Linked DNA regions of Homo sapiens: region 2 is linked to region 1. A link is a contact called in ENCODE Hi-C or POLR2A ChIA-PET data. All regions are on one chromosome and are shown on one strand. Each heading gives the region's core, a stretch centred on a gene start or an enhancer-like site at or near the end of the contact. The rest is flanking DNA. Distances are from core to core; before and after follow the strand shown. Region 1 has its middle 9.7 kb from the start of DIPK1B. Region 2 holds the start of TMEM141 (transmembrane protein 141).

Region 1 (5,820 bases), core at 246-2,745:
TTTGGCCGGGCACAGTGGCTCATGCCTGTAATCCTGACACCTTGAGAGGCTGAGGTGGGCAGATCACCTGAGATCAGGAGTTCGAGACCAGCCTGGCCAACATGGTAAAACACTGTCTCTACTAAAAATACAAAAATTAGCTGGGTGTGGTGGCGCATGCCTGTAATCCCAGCTACCTGGGAGGCCGAGGCGGGAGAATCACGTGAACCCAGGAGGCGGAAGTTGCAGTGAGCCAAGATGGTACCATTGCACTCCAGCCTGGGCAACAGAGTGAGACTCCATCTCAAAAAAAAAAAAAAGTGTATAATTTAGCACTTTCAGTTTTTTGCAACGCCTCCAATGTTTTGCAACCATCACCTCCAGAACATTTTCATCCCCCCAAAGGGAAACGCCTTCCCCATAGGCACTCGCTCCCCACTGCTCCCTCCCCCAGCCCATGGCAACCACTCATCTTCGTGTGTCTGTGGATTTGCCCGTTCTGGAAATTTCATAGAAGCGGAATCAGGACCATGTGGACCTTTGTGCCTGGATTCTTTCACTCAGCATGACAGCTTCACGACTCACCCACATAGCCTGGGCCAGAACTTCATTCCTCTGGCCGGGCACAGGGCCTCACGCCTGGAATCCCGGCACTTTGGGAGGCGAGATGGGGGAGGATCACTTGAGGCCAGGAGTTTGAGACCAGCCTGGACAGCATAGTGAGATCCCATCTCTACTAAAAATAAAACGTTAGCTGGGCGTGGTGGTACATGCCTGTAATCCCAGCTACTCGGGAGGCTGTGGCACGAGAATTGCTTGAACCCGGGAGATGGAGGTTGCAGTGAGCCGAGATCGCACCACTGCACTGCAGCCTGGAGGATACAGCAAGACTGTGTCTCCAAAAAAAAAAAAAAAATCAGCCAGGTGTGCTGGCAGGTGCCTGTAATCCCAGCTACTCGGGAGGCTGAGGCACGAGAATCGCTTGAACCTGGGAGGTGGAGGTTGCACTGGGCCAAGGTTGCCCCACTGCACTCCATCCTGGGAGACAGAGCGAGACTCCACCTCAAAAAAAAAAAAAAAAAGCTCATGCTGTCTACAGGGAAAGCCCCTACTGGAGACAGCTGCGCTTGAGTGAGTGGGACTACAGTGCCAACGCTAGGGCTTATTGTGTTGACTGTGGGGTCACCGCGGTTGCCACGTTCCGAGGACACGGTCACTTCCTCGACCGCCTGTCCTGCCTCAGATGAACCTGCATATTTTACAATGAACGTTCAAGACGTCGGTGATAAGGACATGAACAACAGCGACAAGGGCTGTTTTAGAGGAACCCGCCTGAGGTTCCCGGCCCCAGCCTCTCGAAGGACGCAGCTCTGTGCTCAGCCCTGCCTCCCTTGTCTCTCCACCCCCACCTTCCTGTGTGCTTCAGCCCACCTGGGACATCCGAATTTTCTCCAGGAGGAGCGGCAGGTACTAGGGTGATGACAGTTATGAACACGAGTCACAGCCCCGCTCGGTGGGATGGCCTCCTGTGTTCCCTGTGACTCGGACGCTGAACGTTGCTCACACGTTGACAGCATGGAGACGGTTTCACCGTCTGCTACTTTCGAGTTTATTGTGGTGTCTCTCTGCGTCACCCTCATTTTGAGCAGCTGTGGAGGATCCGGGGGCCCCAGCGCCCGCAGGATTCAGGTTTGTCTCCGCCGGCCAGGACATCCTCACAAAGCAGACGTTTCCTCCCCACGGGTCTGGAGGCTGGGGGTGGGGGCGCCCCGTGGTCCGGCTCTGGTGAGGGTCCTCTTCCTGGCAGATCCTGGGAACCCGCCTGAGGTTCCCAGCCCTGGCCTCTCTAAGGATCCAGCCCTTTTCCCCGTTCTCAGCCCTGCCTCCCTTCTCTAGTGCCTTCTTGCTGCGTCCTGACGCGAGGGTGGGATAAGGAATAAGGGGAGGGCACCTGTGCCCTTTCTACTAAGGCCCACCCTCATGACCTCATCCACCCCCAGGCACCTCCCATAGGCTACATCGTCAATACCCTCTCCTTGCAGGTTAGGGCTTCCAGGAAGGAATTTAGTGGGGACACGATTCAGTCCCCCCACTTACACCTTTGCAAATAGCAAGAGAGGGCTGGATATGGTGGCTCACGTCTGTAATCCCAGCACTTTCGGAGGCCAAGGCGGGTGGACCACCTGAGGTCAGGGGTTCGAGACCAGCCTGGCCAACATGGTGAAACTCCATCTCTACTAAAAATACAAAAAATTAGCCGGGCATGGTGGTGCGCGCCTGTAGTCCCAGCTACTCAGGAGGCTGAGGCAGGAGAATTGCTTGAACCTGGGAGGTGGAGGTTGCAGTGAGCCGAGATCGTGCCACTGCACTCCAGCCTGGGTGACAAAAGTGAAACTCTGTCTCGGATAAAAAAAAAAAAAATAGCAAGAGAGGTTCAATCACCTATACATGGAAGGAACACAGGGAGATTGACACACACACACACACACGCACGCGGGCACACACCCATGTGCACACACACACACAGAGCTAAATGACAAAAATGAAAATGGTACCACACTGCACGTGCTGCCCTGCACCTTGATTTTGATACTGCAGTGGGTTAAATGGTGCCCCCCAAAAGATAAGTCCCCCTGGAATGTGTAAATGTAACTTTCTGTGGAAATGGGGTCTTTACAGCTGTAATTAGGTTAAAGACCTCGAGTGAGATCAATTTTGCCTTTTTTTTTTTTTTTTTTTTTTTGAGATGGAGTCTCACTCTGTCACCCAGGCTGGAGTAAAATGGCGCGATCTCGGCTCTCTGCAACCTCCGTCTCCCCGGTTCCCGCGATTCTCCTGCCTCGGCCTCCCGAGTAGCTGGGATTATAGGCGCCCACCACCACACCCAGCTAATATTTGTATTTTTAGTAGAGATGGGTTTTCACCATGTTGGCCAGGCTGGTCTCAAACTCTTGACCTCAGGTGATCTGCCCGCCTCGGCCTCCCAAAGTGCTGGGATTACAGGTGTGAGCCACTGCACCTGTATAGTTCAAGATAGTTTTACAAGATGGAAAAGTTCTGGAGCCAGATGGCAGTGAGGGCTGTACAACAATGTGAACATACCTAATGTCACTGACTGTGTGCTTAAAAATGATTTAGAGGGCCGGGCGCGGTGGCTCACGCCTGTAACCCCAGCACTCTGGGAGGCCAAGGCGGGTGGATCACCTGAGGTCAGGAGTTCGAGACCAGCCTGGCCAACAAGGTGAAATCCCATCTCTACTAAAACTACAAAAAATTAGCTGGGCCTGGTGGCAGATGCCTGTAATCCCAGCTACTCGGGAGGCTGAGGCAGGAGAATTGCTTGAACCAGGGAGGCGGAGGTTGCGGTGAGCCGAGATCACACCACAGCACTCCAATCTGGGCGACAAGAGCGAGACTCTGTCTCAAAAGAAAGAAAGAGAGAAAGAAAAGATGTGTCTCTGCGAGCAGAAGGTCTTGCCGCTCTGACAGTCACAGATGTGTAGGTCTCCTGACCGCAGCTGCACTCCCACCGAGGGCAGAAACTAGGAAGTCCTTGGAGCTTTGGTTCCCTTGACAGATGGGGGTGGAGCCCCCAGTGTTATTAAGGAGGCATGGCCCAGCTGCTCCTGCACCTTTCCAGCCAACTCTAGATCTGTCCTGGGGGCACAGTGAAAGGTCTCTGAAGTCTGTGGCATGTCCTGCTGCTCTAAGGGGGGCTCTGGCCCATTTCAGGAGGTTTTGCTGACAGACAAACTCACAGGAAGCCACAGTTGAGACACGGGGTTTGCAGTCCTGGTGAAGGGAAAGTGACTGTCCTAGTCAGCTTTGACAAAACACCACAAGCCAGGTGGCTTACAAACAATGGAAATGCATTTCTCACAGTGATGGAGGCCAGAAAGTCCAATATCGAGGTGCAGGCAGATTCCGTGTCTGGTGAGCGCCCGCCTCCTGATAGACGTCACGTGGTGAATGCAGTCAGGGGTCTCCTGGCAGCCGGGGTGGGGGTCTCTTCTTTTTTTTTTTTGAGATGGAGTTTCGCTCTTGTTGCCCAGGTTGGAGTGTAATGGCGCAATCTTGGCTCACTGCAACCTCCGCCTCCCGGGTTCAAGTGACTCTCCTGCCCCAGCCTCCCGAGTAGCTGGGATTACAGGTGCCCGCCACCACCCCAGGCTGATTTTTGTATTTTTAGTAGAGACGGGGTTTCACCATGTTGGCCAGGCCGATCTCGAACTCCTGACCTCAGGTGATTCACCTGCCTCGGCCTCCCAAAGTGCTGGGATTACAGGCTTGAGGCCCCGTGCCCGGCCAGGGGTCTCCTTTATAAAGGCCCTGATCTCATTCATGAGAACTCCACCCTTATGACCTTGTCACCTCCCAAAGGCACCACCTCCCAAAACCATCTATATTAGTCCATTCTCACATGGGTACAAAGAAATACCTGAGACTGGGTAATTTAGAAAGAAAAGAGGTTGAATTGGCCCACAGTTCCTCAGACTGTACAGAAAGCATAGCGGCTTCTGCTTTTGGGGAGGCCTCAGGAAACATCATCGTGGCAGAAGGTGAAGGGGACACAGGTGTGTCCTACGTGGCTGGAGCAGGAGGAAGAGGCACCACTGAATTTTATTTATTTATATTTATCTATTTATTTATTTTGAGATGAGTTTTGCTCTTGTCACCCAGGCTGGAGTGCAGTGACACGATCTTGACTCACTGCAACCCCTGCTTCCCAGGTTCAAGCGATTCTTCTGCCTCAGCCTCCCGAGTAGCTGGGACTACATGCACCTGCCACCATGCGTGGCTAATTTCTGTATTTTTGGTAGAGAAGGACTTTCACCATGGTGGCCAGGCTGGTCTGGAACTCCTGACCTCAGGTGATCTGCCCGCCTCGGCCTCCCAAAAGGCTGGGATTACAGGCGTGAGCCACCATGCCCTGCCCGGCTAGATTAAAGTTGTTTAAAGCAAAATAAGGAGCAGTCATTGCCTGAGGCCGTCTCTGTACTGGGAGTTCCCACTAACCAACAACAACTTTATTCAGTAGTTTGTTAACAGATAGCCAGGTTTCAACCAATCAATCACGGGCAGCCAACCAATCAGACCACACCCAAATAAGGCAAAGGTCTTGAGTTATTTCTTTTCTTTTTTTTTTCTTTTTCTTTTTTTTTTTTTTTTTTGAGACAGAGTCATGCTCTGTTGCTCAGGCTGGAGTGCAGTGGTGTGATCTCGGCTCACTGCAACCTCCGCCTCCTGGGTTCAAGCGATTCTCCTGCCTCAGCCTCCCGATTAGCTGGGATTACAGGTGCACACCACCATGCCCAGCTAATTTTTGTATTTTTAGTAAAGACGGGGTTTCACCATGTTGGCCAGGCTGGTCTTGAACTCCTGACCTCATGTGATCTGCCTGCCTCGGCCTCCCAAACTGCTGGGATTACAGGTGTGAGCCACGGTGCCTAGCCTGGCCTTGAGTTATTTCCGTACTTCACTTCCACATTCAGCCTGTAAAAGCCTGCTGCTCACACTGCTAAGACAGAGCTCCCAGAGCCTCTTCCACCTTTGAGTGCTGCCTGATTCATGCCTCCTTTAATGCTCAAATCAACTCTGTTACATCTATTTTGTCTAAAGTAGGAAGAATCCTCAAATAAGATTGCCACTGGGACACCAAGCTCGAGTTGGCCAAATGGTGCAAACTCCACAGATCCAGCTGAAAACAACATGGCAATGGCTACTAAGCCATGGGGCTCCCAAAACTGAAGTAGATGGGTCAGCTGTGAGAAGCTCACTGCCTGGTACGGAGCATTGGATGGATTGAAAATCATGGAACAGTCCCTGGCTGAGTCATGAGCC
Region 2 (6,347 bases), core at 2,874-5,373, 90 kb after region 1:
CCACAAAATCAGGGTAGGGCTCTTTAGAGCCTTGTCTTATTGTATTGAATGAGGGGCAGGTGGTTCCCGGGTCTTGGATTTTTTTCCCAGGCTCTAAGGCAGATAGCTCTAACTTGCTCAATGGCCACATATTGTATTATTGCTTGTTGATTAGTAGTGCTCCAATTTTGACCTGTTCCTAATACTTGATCTGCATCTGTGTTAACTGGAGGATTGGCAGCCCTATTTTTTCGGACCTGTTCTTGTGTCCCATCAATCCACCAGGTCTTAAATTGTAAAAATTGAGGTGAGAGTGATGATTTGGCCAAAATCTCCCAATCATAAGGAATGAGTCTATGTCCATGAGCAGTGGAATCTAATAATGTTCTTATATAAGGGGAGTTGGGTCCATACTGTTTTACTCCCTCTTTCATGTCTTTTAGCATTTTCATAGAAAAGGACCCATTTCTGGCATCAGCTCGGGGAGGCGCTCCCTCTTGGGCCCCTCTTCCAGGTGGTATGGGTTCTAATATTACCGGGGTCTGCCACGCGTCAGTATCCCCTTGTTTTGTCTTTTCAATAATTTTATGTAATGCACGACCCTGTCCACTAGGTGGTGCTGTAGGATTACGTCTCATAGTGGGCGGCTGCGGCTATAGCGCCCTGCCCTGCGGTGCTGGAAACATCCTGGCCATCCATACTGATACTCTGGGGGCGGCCGATACTGAAGTTTGGCTGGCGGCCAGTATTGATAGGCTACCGGCAGTTGGGTCTTATTTTCTACCAGCTGATATTGTGGATACTGCATCTGGATTGGCATTGCTGGGATAGAGACTCTTTCCTTTTCTATTTGATATTCTCTTGGGGTTTGTACTTGTCTAACCTGCATTTGAGGTTGTAATGTTACAGGCATCTGAACCGCGGGAGGAGGAGTTGATGGCCATCGTGGTTTAGACTCTGATGGCCCCAATAATTCTGGACCTTTTCCCCCCAATTTTAGTGGTCCAGAATATATTACCTCCTGTAATTGATTGTAGTCAACATTTTGCGCTGACCGAGGCATTACAGACTCTGCTACATATTTACAATGTGAACTTTCCGTTCCTTTCTCGAATTCTGTCCCTGCCTCTTCTTCACAATCTATTACACAGCTTTCAGGGGCATCAGAAACTGAAACGCTATCTTCTCCTGTTTGAAATGATTCTAAAGCTGCTTTAATAATGGCCCAATCATTCCATACTGTAAGTGGGATGATTTTACCTTCCCTATTTGCTTGCTTTAATTCTTTGCCAATTTTTTCCCAATCTTTTAGATCTAAAGTTCCTTGTTTTGGAAACCATGGGCAGAATTGTTCTATTGTTTGAAATAGTGTAATTAGATTTTCTGTAGAGGCTCTAACTCCCCCTCTTCTTAAAAAAATTTTAATGAAGCTGAGATAAGAGGCATATTTACTTTCAGTTTGTCCCATTGTTACCCTGGGTTCCTCCGAGTGCACAAGCTTACCGCGAAGCTGACCACGGACGTACTCGTTTTGTCCTAAACTATCACACCATAGCGTATCTTCACCTTACAGAACGGAACCCACGATGGGTGCCAGATGAAGGGGGCCTGCCCCTCCACACCTGTGGGTATTTCTCACAAGGTGGAGACGAGAGACTGAGAAAAGGAAATAAGACACAAAGTATAAAGGAAGAAAAGTGGGCCCAGGGGACCGGCGCTCAGCAAGTGCGGACCCACGCCAGCACTGGTCTCTGAGTTTCCTCAGTATTTATTGATCACTAGCTCTACTATCTCGGCGACGGGGATGTGGCAGGACTATAGGGTAATGGTGGGGAGAAGGTCAGCAGGAAAACATGAGCAAAGGACTCTGTGTCATAAATAAGTTTAAGGAAAGGTGCTGTGCCTGGATGTGCACGTAGGCCAGGTTTATGTTTGACTTTACACAAACATCTCAGTGCAGTAAAGAGCAGTATTGCCGCCAGCATGTCTCACCTCCAGCCACAGGGCGGTTTTCTCTTATCTCAGTAAATAGAATGTACGGTTGGGTTTTACACCAAGACATTCCATTCCCAGGGACGAGCAGGAGACAGATGCCTTCCTCTTATCTCAACTGCAAAGAGGCCTCCCTCTTTCACTAATCCTCCTCAGCACAGACCCTTTATGGTTGTCAGCCTGGGGGACGGTAAGGCCTTTCCCTTCCCACGAGGCCATATCTCAGGCTGTCTCAGTGGGGGGAAACCTGGACAATACGCAGGCTTTCTTGGGCAGAGGTCCCTGCGGCTTTCCGCAGTGCACTGTGTCCCTGGTTAATGGAGAATGGAGAATGGTGATGACTTTTACCAAGCGTACTGCCTGCAAACACATTGTTAACAAGGCACATCCTGCACGGCCCTAAATCCCCTAAACCTTGAGTCAATACAGCACATGTTCCTGTGAGCACAGGGTTGGGGCTAAGGTTACAGATTAACAGCATTTCAAAGCAGAATAATTTTTCTTAGTACAGATCAAAATGGAGTTTCTTATGTCTTCCTTTTTCTACACAGACACAGTAACAGTCTGATCTCTCTTTTCCCCACAAATGGCATTAAATTATTTCCATATATTATAGAGTAGGTCCTTCCACATTTTGAAGAGTAGCAAATCTAGCTTTTTTGTACAGACTTATAAATTATCTAAAGACTTCAGCCTTTTTTTTTTTTTTGAAACAGAGTCTCACTCTGTCGCCCAGGCTGGAGTGCAGTGGCACGATCTTGGCTCCCTGCAACCTCCACCTCCCAGGTTCAAGTGATTCTCCTGCCTCAGCCTCCCCAGTACCTGGGATTATAGGCACCTGCCACCACGCCCGGCTAATTTTTGTATTTTTAGTAGAGACGGGGTTTCACCATCTTGGCCAGGCTAGTATTTAACTCCTGACCTTGTGATCCACCTGCCTCGGCCTCCCAAGGTGCTGGGATTACAGGCGTAAGCCACCGCACCTGGCCAAGATTTCATCTTTTTACCTCATATTTCTTAGGAATTTAATGGTTATATGTTGTCTTTTTTCCCATGCCTTTTGGCTCAAGCAACACGTATATCAGTGTTGACTTTTTCTTTCTTTGATCTAGTTTAAAAAAAAAAACCACATAATAATTCTTTGAAGAAAGGAAGGGGTTAATTTTTTTCCCTAGCACTTTCTTGAAGATCAGGGACTTTATCGATGAAAAAGTAGTAAATAGTTATTTGTAACCTGTGTGAAGCAGCAGCCTGACTTGAAGTCCTCCGTTCTTGCTAATGGTTACACCAGTGAATACTAGTGGAATTGTTTGGGCTGATTTTAGTTTCTCTTAATCAAAATTACTAGATGATAGAATTCAAGAACTTGTACATGTTATTACTTGGTGTATCGATAATTATTTGAAAGTAAAGACTCTTTGTCATGCAAAACAAAAGGAGTTTGAGGCTCAGCTACTAAGCTGCTGGTTACAGAACCACTTTGCTAAACAGTGATTTTATACATCCCCACTCCGTGGTGGCTTATGAGAAATTCAATCCCTGATTGTAGTCCTCAAGCAAAATAACACTGACAATCATCAGGCCTCTGCAAGTGTGGGAATGAGGCCCGGCCGGGGGGAGGAGCGCACGCTCTCAGCCACGCCCCGCCCGGTGCCCGCCTTCGCCCCGCCCAGTCGTCGCCGGAGGTCACAGGGCCCAAGCTCCTAGAGGCGTGGCCAGGCCCCAGGCCCCACCCCTCTCCCCTGCGCTCTAGCAGGCTCGATCCATGCTCCGCCCCCAATCCAAGGCCCTGGCCCCTCCGCCTGCACCCGGCAGGACCCGCCTCTTAGAACCCGACACCTCCGCCTGCGCAGGCCCGCTCCCCGGTCCTGTCTCTCAGGCCCCGCCCCCAGGTCGCGTCTCCAAAGTCCCGTCTCTCAGGCCCCGCCCCCAGATCACGTCTCCCAGGTCCCGCCCCCTCCGCCTGCTGCCGCGCGGACCCGCCCTCAGGCGCCGTCTCCTAGGCCCCGCCCCCTCCGCCTGTTCCAGCGCGGGCCGGTCCCTAGGCCTCGCCCCCAGATCCGGGCCCTGCCCCTCCGTCCGTAACTGCGCAGGCCTGTCCTCTGGGCCACACCCCCAGGTTCCCGTCCCGCCCTTCCGCCTGCGCCTGCGCAGGCCCGCTCCCCGAGCCCTGCCAACCATGGTGAACTTGGGTCTGTCCCGGGTGGACGACGCCGTGGCTGCCAAGCACCCGGTGAGAAGGCCGGTCTGGGACGCGGGCCTCAAACCCCAGAAGCTGACCTGAGCGAGGCGGGGGGCCGGGGCGTGGGGGTGCCCTCGTCAGGGAAGAGTGGCGGAGGCTGGGGGCACTCTCTTGCTAAGGGGCTCAGGGCGTCCGGGTGGGCATAGGGGAGGTGGGACGTGTCCAAGCGCCCAGGGTCTCACTCCTCCACAGCCAGGGTGTGCCCAGAGGAGGGACAGGAGAGGCGGTGAAGGAAGAGGGCAGGGGATCGAGCCTTCACCCGCCTCTGCCACCCCAGGGACTCGGGGAGTATGCCGCATGCCAGTCACACGCCTTCATGAAGGGCGTTTTCACCTTCGTCACAGGTAGGCTGCGTCCAGGTGTCCTGCGGCTGGGAGAGAACGCACCCTCCCGCCCTGCCCTGACTCCCCAGCAGGGGGCGCCAAGTCACCTGCCCGCAGGTGCTGGGGGCCTGGCAAGGTGGGCCCTGGCTATCCCCGGGTACAGGTTGATGGGGACCTCGGCTCTTTGCAGGCACCGGCATGGCCTTTGGCTTGCAGATGTTCATTCAGAGGAAGTTTCCATACCCTTTGCAGTGGAGCCTCCTAGTGGCCGTGGGTGGGTACTCCAGGGCCCCTGCCTGGGCTCTTTGAGGGGTGGGTTTCTGCTAGGGTTGGGGCTGTGGTTCTGCGTCCCTGACTCTGACATGGAGCCCCAGGTCTCGGCGGGAGCCCCACCTGAGCCCACCCACCACGTCTGTCAGGAAGTAGCCTGTGCCCGGTTCTCTTAGCCTGGGAAGCACAGAGGCCCCAGCCCTCTTCCATTTCCTGCTCCACAGTTGCAGGCTCTGTGGTCAGCTACGGGGTGACGAGAGTGGAGTCGGAGAAATGCAACAACCTCTGGCTCTTCCTGGAGACCGGGCAGCTCCCCAAAGACAGGAGCACAGGTGAGAGAGCCTGGGGGTTAGCGAGAAGTGAATGCCACCTCTCCAGCACCCAGAGTTTTGGGCAGCCAAGCCTGGGTGCACCATGCGATAGGCTAGACAAGGTCCCTCCCTCTGGCCCGGCCTCCTCAGCATGTGACTGCCAGATGGGTTGGAGCTGGGGGTGGGCGCAGTAGACAGATCTTGGAGAGCTCCCTTTGAGGAGAAAGAACCAAGAGGGGCTGGGGTGCCCCTGAGATTGAGAGGAAGGGTGCAGAGTGAAGGGTGTGGCAAGGCCACAGCAGCCACGTGGGCACCCGAGAGGAGTGAGGCTGGACTGAGAAGCCCCGCATTGGACCCAGGCCTGGCCTCCACTGCCCGTTGTCCTTGTTACGGAACCCAGTTTCTGCCATGATAAAATGGGCACAGGGATGCCCAGCCACGATGGATGTGGTTCGAGCTTGTCTCTCTTTGCCTTTTACAGATCAGAGAAGCTAGGAGAGCTCCAGCAGGGGCACAGAGGATTGGGGGCAGGAGGAGTCTGGAACACAGCCTTCATGCCCCCTGACCCCAGGCCGACCCTCCCCACACCCTAGGGTACCCCAGTCGTATCCTCTGTCCGCATGTGTGGCCAGGCCTGACAAACACCTGCAGATGGCTGCTGCCCCAACCTGGGACCTGCCCAGGAGGTTGGAGCAGAAAGGGCTCTCCCTGGGGTGGTGTTTCTCCTCTAGGGTATTGGGATGCATGTTCTGCACTGCCAGCAGAGAGGGTGTGTCTGGGGGCCACCACCTATGGGACACGGGGTCGAAGGGGCCTGTACACTCTGTCATTTCCTTTCTAGCCCCTGCATCTCCAACAAGTCCAAGGTGACAGCTGGTGCTAGGGGCGTGGGGTTAATAAATGGCTTATCCTTCTCTCCACCCAAGTTTCCACCTGACCAGGTGAAAAACAAATCAGAAGGGTAAGATGATGACAGGTCACATGAAACCTTTATTACCCTACAGTTGATATATGAGGATCACATGCAAGTTACATACTGAGGATGTACAGGGAAGTTCCCAGCGCTGAACCCCAGAATTAGACGTTCGCATCAGCCCCGTAGGCCACGTGACACCACCACAGCCTCTCTGTATGGGGGTCTGCCTCTGTAGCACTTGGCATGTAGGGGCAGAGCAAAAGGGGCCAGGCTGGCCAGAGCCTGGCTGCTGGGAGAGGAGGGACTTGTGGGCC

What was found. Hi-C counts contacts between places; a loop is a spot of excess contacts on that map. ChIA-PET counts read pairs that join two places held with the same protein, here RNA polymerase II (POLR2A). Pooled maps may share reads with other maps.
Region 2: a pooled map shows a loop between it and region 1 (2.7-fold over the local background). The contact joins the promoter of TMEM141 here to the enhancer-like site in region 1. A Hi-C loop is called at or near these places in 7 of 50 pooled maps. POLR2A ChIA-PET finds 5 or more read pairs at or near these places in 3 of 52 experiments (AG04450, WTC11 and activated T-cell).

The regions. Positions count from the first base shown.
Region 1 is chr9:136,699,921-136,705,740 of GRCh38, forward strand. No RefSeq gene overlaps it. Among named protein-coding and RNA genes, the nearest start is that of DIPK1B, 9.7 kb to the right of the region's middle. RefSeq lists enhancers at 1,250-1,409, 1,450-1,499. Within about 2 kb of position 1,496, at least 3 of the 41 ENCODE cell types and tissues checked have a DNase peak (open chromatin) inside an H3K27ac peak, as active enhancers do.
Region 2 is chr9:136,787,221-136,793,567 of GRCh38, forward strand. TMEM141 (transmembrane protein 141) reads left to right here and starts at 4,124. Exons shown (of 5, transcript NM_032928.4): 1 at 4,124-4,204; 2 at 4,491-4,557; 3 at 4,727-4,810; 4 at 5,031-5,138; 5 at 5,599-6,097. The coding sequence starts at 4,151. The coding sequence ends at 5,612. RefSeq lists a cis regulatory region at 483-782, an enhancer at 690-849 and a silencer at 3,511-4,550.